Regions from separate parts of the Homo sapiens genome. Here region 2 is linked to region 1. A link is a contact called in ENCODE Hi-C or POLR2A ChIA-PET data. All regions are on one chromosome and are shown on one strand. The core of a region is the stretch at or near the end of the contact, and the rest is flanking DNA. Distances in the headings are between cores, read along the strand shown. Region 1 has its middle 94 kb from the start of DDIT4L-AS1. Region 2 has its middle 96 kb from the start of SNORA101A.

Region 1 (3,444 bases), core at 643-3,142:
GAGAGGATTTGACAGCTATCTTTGAAGAGTATCTGCCCCATTAAGCCATGGGATATTTTCCCCATAAAAGAAAGGACTATGATCTGGATTGTAGAAACTGATCTATAGACATGAATCTGAACTTAAGAGAATTTGACTAATTCCATCTGTTCAAACTGTCATCACTCACACATATTTCTGTAAGTATTCACTCTCACATGTTAGCATCAATAAAGATTTCATGAAAAATAAAGAGTCTTAATTCAGAGAGGATGAAACATGCAAAAACAGTTGTGCCATCAAATTATTTGTACCTAGCAAACTAAACATCCTCCAACAAAATAAATATTTGTAAGGAGGAATGCTTGACTACAAAACTATTTACAAATATGAAAATTAAACAAGAGTTAATTCTAACCGATGTCAACTTAAGAAAGTGAAAACGTCTTCTGCCCTGGCTTTTCCATTTTACTACCCTGTAACTATTAATGGAATCACTCTATCCCCATCAGGGAAGCTCAGATTCTCTAAAGGTAGTAATGATTCTTCCTTTCTTCCCCTTATCAATTATTCCTTCATTGTATGTCTCACATTCACCCCTCCTCTTCAGCTCCTTATCCACAATATAGCTCAGATTTTCACAGCATTAAAATAAAGGGACTATAGTTTCCTCCTATCTCTGAGTTCATGCCCACTCCGAGCCCAGTACACCTGAACAATGGTATTCCAAAAATACGTCTCATCTTCCCATGTTCCCACTCAAAAACTTCAGTGGCTCTTCACTCTCTCCACCGCCCTGGTCAGGGCTGGGAGGATGGTTTTCACATGCCATGAAGGGATTTTTTTTTTCTTTCTTTTCTTTTTTTTTTTTTTTTTTTCAAAAACTAGATGCCTCTCATTGGAACTTTTTACTAGATGGCTGCCTGTGCCTGCTCTTCTCCCCTCCCCACAAAACACACTCACATGCACTCAAGAAAAGAGGATAATAATCACTGGTCAGAGTGTATCACATCCCCAGGCGCTGGCCTAGGAAAAAAAAAAGTTTAAGAACTACTGGACTATAAAAGAATGTCCAAATTCCTTGTCAGGTACTTGAACTCATATCCAATCTATTTATCTTCTTTATATTTGTTTCCACCAAGCCTGACTGAAAACCTTTTACTACTAGAAACAGGATAAAATCAGTTAGGGAACTCGGTCCCCACTATTGCCAAGTTTACAGCATAATGGGAGAGAAAAACACAACATATTCAGAACATGAAGGTAGAAAGCCAAGGTGCCAAAGGCAGCGAGGGAATGCAGGCTCATGGTTCCAGAGCAAAAAGGAGAGCTCTGGCCTCCTCAGTCATCCTGGATTAAGAAGAAGAGTTTCTCTGCTTGGGTGTCATATAATAACTTCCTCTCTATGAAAATGTTGTACAAGCAACTGTTTATTCTCTTATTCCTAGTCTCACCTCATGCCAAACAAGGGTGTGGGCAAAACAGCAGGCTCAGGATCCAAGACAACATAACAATTTTCTGACAGATCCTGAAAACAAGTAAGATATATTCTGGTAGATTTTGCTAACCACCCAAAGTGTCTAAAGTGGGAAAGAAAACAAAATAAAACAAAAAAAAAGGAGAGACTGTGGGTATGTGTCATTCATTCATATTTTGTAAGTTGCCCTACTGTTTGTTTTGTCAGCTATTTTTAATAATAATAAGCAAAACAGAAAAACAGAGTCACAAATAGAAGATGCATATTTAGGGTCTCTAGCTAAGCAACAGGAGATGACAAAGTAAGAAACAAGGTCAGATTCTCCTGAAACCCAGAAAGGGTTGACTCATACAAGGGCCTCATTGTGTACCTCTCTGACTTCCACCAGAGGGAGCGTGTTCTGTGCGAGCGAGCACGTCTGCGTTTGCTAATTATCCTCACAGGACAGCGGGGACTGGAAGGTGGAAAGAACACAGGCAAAGCTGGCTTTGATCCTGGTTTCATCACTTTCTTGCAACATAAACCTCAGTTTCCTCAGTCAACTTTCTTTCCTCTGTGAAAATTAAAAGATAAAACTTTCCTTGCAGATAATTTGGTGAAAATTAAGAGATGATAAGCGTGAAGAGACTGGCTCACAGTGGACACTCAATAACTTGCAGCTACTATTAATATTACTTTTGTTAACCCTAAGCCAAGGCCACCACTCTTTAACCCATAACCATATGCCCCAGTGAAAAAGCACAGTGAGACCACCAGTGTTAGCAAATCTTCCCAACAACTCAAGAAACCATCAAAACTCATGAGCTGTAGGAGGGTAGGCAAATACTAACTTCTTTAAGTTTTTTCCTCATACACATCAGGATAATAACATCAAACTTCTAAGGATTCAAGAGAAATTATTTTAGATTTCAGTTCGGGTTAGAACCTGGCACATAAGAAGGCTCAATAAATGGTAAATGTTGTTATTACCATTCCTCTTTTTCAAATTTTAAAAGTGAGAATAGATTGACATTGTTCTTTTCAAGAGGCTGAATTTTCAGACATCTTCTCTACCAAATGATGTCACCCCCTGTCTCCCATGAGCACAGATGAAATTAAGACCCCACCTTTGAATGTTCCTTTTCAGATCTTCTTTTTCCTTTCCTTACTTTGTTTTCCTTTGAAAGTGGCCATTGATGTTTTTAAAAAGGGTTCTACTAGTTTATCCGTTGTATCTATTTTAAGGCACTGTTGGGTGGGGAGATGGTAACGTGAGCACAAATAAATTACATCATTATCATTTTCTCCTACGTTGACCATGGTTAAGGTTTTAGTCATGCGCAAGTGACTTAAAATTACATAATATGTATTTTGGCAATCCATCCTTGCTGTAGTTCAGCTCCCTGAATTTCAGAAGAAATGGGCCACTTAATAAGCCTCATCCAAGGGACTTCAGAGTCATTTCACCTTCATAAATCCTTGGAATTTCTACATGATAAAACTAGATTATGCAGAAGGTGTAATACATGAGGATGAGGCATATTTCCAGCAAATACGTAAGCACTGGGAGACTAATAATAGCCAAACACCTTACTCTACTAACAATTAGGAGGAATATAAGAAGAGGGTGCTTTGGTGTTTGAAGCGTCTAAGCCTTGGTTTCTTATTTTACACTTTCGTTTGGAGGGCAGATTGTTTTGAGTCAACATAAAGTGACTTCAGCTGAAGGGAGACTGGGATGTTCACAGTGGGCCTATAAACATTTTTAAAAACATCATTCAACGTTGATTCTGCCTTCACGGAGAGCCTACACTACACCAGGCACTGGGTTGGGCACTGTGACAGGGCTGATTCAAATAAACCCTTATGATATTTCCCTGTTGCTAAACTTCCAGAGTATTGACTGGCAATTTTTGGCCAACCTTCAAGCCTGATACATTCTTCTTTATTTGTCAATCTACCCTTTTGGTAATGTGGTAAAGAATCAAGTGTTTCTCTTCAGCAGCAAT
Region 2 (3,444 bases), core at 447-2,946, 200 kb before region 1:
CCAATCCCTGGGAAGCCTATACTCCTAGGCATAGGAGAAGAATATAACCGAGCAGAAAGCAAAACACAGCAAAAATTTTCCTAGATAATGTTTCCGAAGACAAAGTCTTTAGGTGCAGAAAGCACTCCTGACATAAGCAAGTGTTTGAGACCAAGGGATGTAAGAAATGTTGAGCTTCTCAAATCAAGGAGATTGGGGAAGGTAGAGTTCCCCGCAATGCCTTTGTCTCAACTGAAATGTACAAAATATCCCCCTGGCTTGGGGAAGGGAAAGAGAAAAGACAGTTGGCGACAAAACAATGAGAGTGAGTCTAGAGGGGGCAATTGTTCTGCCCCTAAAATGTGGCCAAGCCCAAGAAAGGTATGAAATCTCCAAAAAATAAAGAACCACTCCTTCCTTATAGAACCTCAAGGTGTTGGCAAAACCCTTGGGGATGTACTGGCTGAATGGCTGGTTGAGACACACATGGTGAGTCTCACATGCCCTGTGAAATGATCTGATAGTTCTTGTACTCACAGACTCTTCATGCAAGTAGTCAACGGAGCCAGAGCCAACAGGGCTAGACATAGGCACAAGGTGCATCAGGACAGCAAGCCGTAGAGGCAAATGACCAAGTCCCAACAGGATAATAGAGACCTTGAAACTTCCTATTTCAGAGAATTGGGTAGAGGCTATTTAGGAATCATTAGGACATTGAAGACACTGAATTGACTGAGATGAAATAACACTTCTTTCACAAAATGGAGGTTTAGAGATAAAAAATAGTTGTTACATAAAAACTAAAAGTTATATGTTTGCGTGCCTTAGTTTGTGAACTGAAATTCACACCTACTACACCTAGATGTTCTTAGATGCCAGTTTTGCTTTTCCATCACCTGAGCTCTTCCCAGACTCCTTTATTTCAAGTTAAATTTCTGCACTTCGGTTAAGTCCCAGGATTACTGCAAAGATGCTTTCTAAAGGGAAAACAAATCATTACAGATTTTGCTATTATTATTGTGAACCTATGTGTCCTGCTGTGAAGTGGCCTCCATTTAATAGGCTGCAAAAAAAAAAGATGAAAAGCACAGCAATTATTATCCTCCTCAGATGCAGGAACTGAGCTCAGGCCCCAGCAACTGGAAATATGTATATATCCTGGTGTTGGCAAAGCTTTTAGCCGTTCTGCCTGGAGTCTTTCTTTGAAGTATGTCCAAATGGGACTTTGAATACCAGACACTAGCCACTCCTTGCTCTCTACTACAGGATTAAGAAACATGGTTTTGTTTGATGGCATGTCATCTAAGGTGGTTTTTACCTTTTAAATAAAAAAGATTACTCAAGCTTCAAAGCTAGTTGTTCCTTGGCAAAGGGTAACACAAATTCTTGGGGGAAGAGAAAAAGGATAAAAATTCTGAGTCTTTCTGGTTCCCTCTGGAGTTCCTTGTTAGGTCACTTTCACCAATTAGCTCCCAAAGATCCTTGCTGACAGCAATTTATAGATGAAAATCCAAACCAAATGAGCCCCAGCTGTGGGACAAAGGCTTCCATGGTAAAGCAGGGAACAGATTAGAAGCTGGCTTAAGCACACACACACACACACACACACACACACAAACACACACAAAACTAACTACGGGAATTCAGCTAAGGAAACTCAAGGAGGTCTGGACTCCAGGGAATAAATTCTGAGTCACTCCAGCCATTTCCCATCTCTCTCTGTCCTTTTTTTTCCTTTTTTTCTTTTTTTTCAAATCTGCATGGCCTGATCCTCAGGCCCTGACTCAATCTTTCTGCATGCTACATTGAGTCACTTGGCCTTGAAATCTGAGCATGGTTAAAAGTTGAAAATCATTCTAGGGTCTGTTTTCTACCAACCTCCTGGTATACCATTATTTTGTCCTTATAAAAAGGAGATAAAAATGTCACAGGCAGAACTTGGAAGAAAAATTCAAGTAAATAGAACAATAAACTTCATAAATAGAAAGTGCTTTCAGAGTGTGTCCCAGGCAAGGTTATGCATGGTTTGAAAAGAACTGAATTTTAATAGACAAAATGTTGCACTCTAAATGCTTTTTACAATGGTAGCCCCATTGTGACCAGCTTTTCAATTAGCTCAGGAGAATTGTGTTTTTCATGTGATTTTGCCAAAACTTAATATTCATAGAAATGATACTGTGCTCAGGATACCTGAGATCAGACCCGAGGAATTTCTCTAAATAGCAAAGGGACCAAAAGGTCATTGCAGTACCTGCAGAACATTAGAGAAGGAAGGATTAGAAAAACTACACCAACAAAATGCTTGTATCTTTGCTGTATAAGTTTGCTAGGACTGCTATAACAAAATGCCACAGAATGAATGACTTAAACAACAGAAATTTACTTTCCCACAAATATGGAGGCTAAAAGTCCAAGATCGAGGTCTTGGCAAGTTTGATTTCTCCTAAGGCTTCTCTCCTTTGTTTGCAGATGGCCACCTTCTCACTGTGTTTGTCCCGTGGTCATTCCTGTGCGTGCACACATCCCTGGTGTCTCTAAGTGAGTCTAAATGTCCTCTTCTTATAAGAACACCAGCCATATTAGATTAAGATCATTTTAAATTACTGTCTTCAAATACAGTCACATCCTGAAGTAACAGGATATTAGGAGGTGGCACAACTCAGCCCACAACAGTGTCTTATACCAACATTTAATGCTGCTGAGTATTATAGCCACAATCTACATAGTTGGGGTCTTAAAAGAAAGTAGGTCACACAGGTAACAATACTCAGATAATGAATAATCATAATTTGTACTCATGTTATTAAATCAATATATTTTCCCTGTATATTGCAGAATACGCTCTTGCCACCCACCCCTCACCCCCCAAAATCCCTATGGTATGGTAAGCTCTGTGGCTCTCAACCAGCAAGCTCTGTCTCCATTTGGTCCAAGAACTGGAAGTAAGGAATGCCTGATACAAATGGCAAGGGTGCAATGAAAGGAGGGTGGGAAGCACTTGGAATCCCTGCGGCCCCTCTTTCTCCCCCACAGGTCTCTTCCTAATTCTCTCCACTCCCAAAAAGTGGAGATTTCTAAGGTTGACTTCTAGAAATAAATGGTGCTATAATTCTAACACATTCCATCCAACTCAATAGATCAAGAATGTATTAAGCAAATATTTTGGACCAGATACTATGTCAAGCACTGAAGGTGACAAAGAACCTGGTTTGAATGAGGCTTTGACCTCAAATAACTCTTTTTCTTGTAGAAGGGAATGATTCCAATAAAGATAACCAACTATAATGTAAGGCAGAACAGAATGAATGTAGGAAGAGTTAGAAACAAATACTATGTGTAGTAGTACTTCAATGAAAAACAAGAAATAAATACTGCTTGGAATATATAAGAGGAAGAGATCATCTCCAGTTGGGGCTGTTAGAGAAAGCTCCACAGAAAAGCTGGAAGATGGGCTTTGATAAAGGT

What was found. A loop is a pair of places that touch in the nucleus more often than their neighbours do. ChIA-PET counts read pairs that join two places held with the same protein, here RNA polymerase II (POLR2A). Pooled maps may share reads with other maps.
Region 2: a map of gastrocnemius medialis shows a loop between it and region 1 (3-fold over the local background). The contact joins two enhancer-like sites. A Hi-C loop is called at or near these places in 8 of 168 maps with a recorded cell type or tissue (IMR-90, OCI-LY7, aorta and 5 more) and 9 of 50 pooled maps. POLR2A ChIA-PET finds 5 or more read pairs at or near these places in 1 of 52 experiments (OCI-LY7).

What each region holds. Positions count from the first base shown.
Region 1 is chr4:100,094,604-100,098,047 of GRCh38, reverse strand. No RefSeq gene overlaps it. Among named protein-coding and RNA genes, the nearest start is that of DDIT4L-AS1, 94 kb to the left of the region's middle. Within about 2 kb of position 1,892, at least 4 of the 41 ENCODE cell types and tissues checked have a DNase peak (open chromatin) inside an H3K27ac peak, as active enhancers do; they include gastrocnemius medialis, where a contact is called at or near this core.
Region 2 is chr4:100,297,428-100,300,871 of GRCh38, reverse strand. No RefSeq gene overlaps it. Among named protein-coding and RNA genes, the nearest start is that of SNORA101A, 96 kb to the left of the region's middle. Within about 2 kb of position 1,696, at least 3 of the 41 ENCODE cell types and tissues checked have a DNase peak (open chromatin) inside an H3K27ac peak, as active enhancers do; they include gastrocnemius medialis, where a contact is called at or near this core.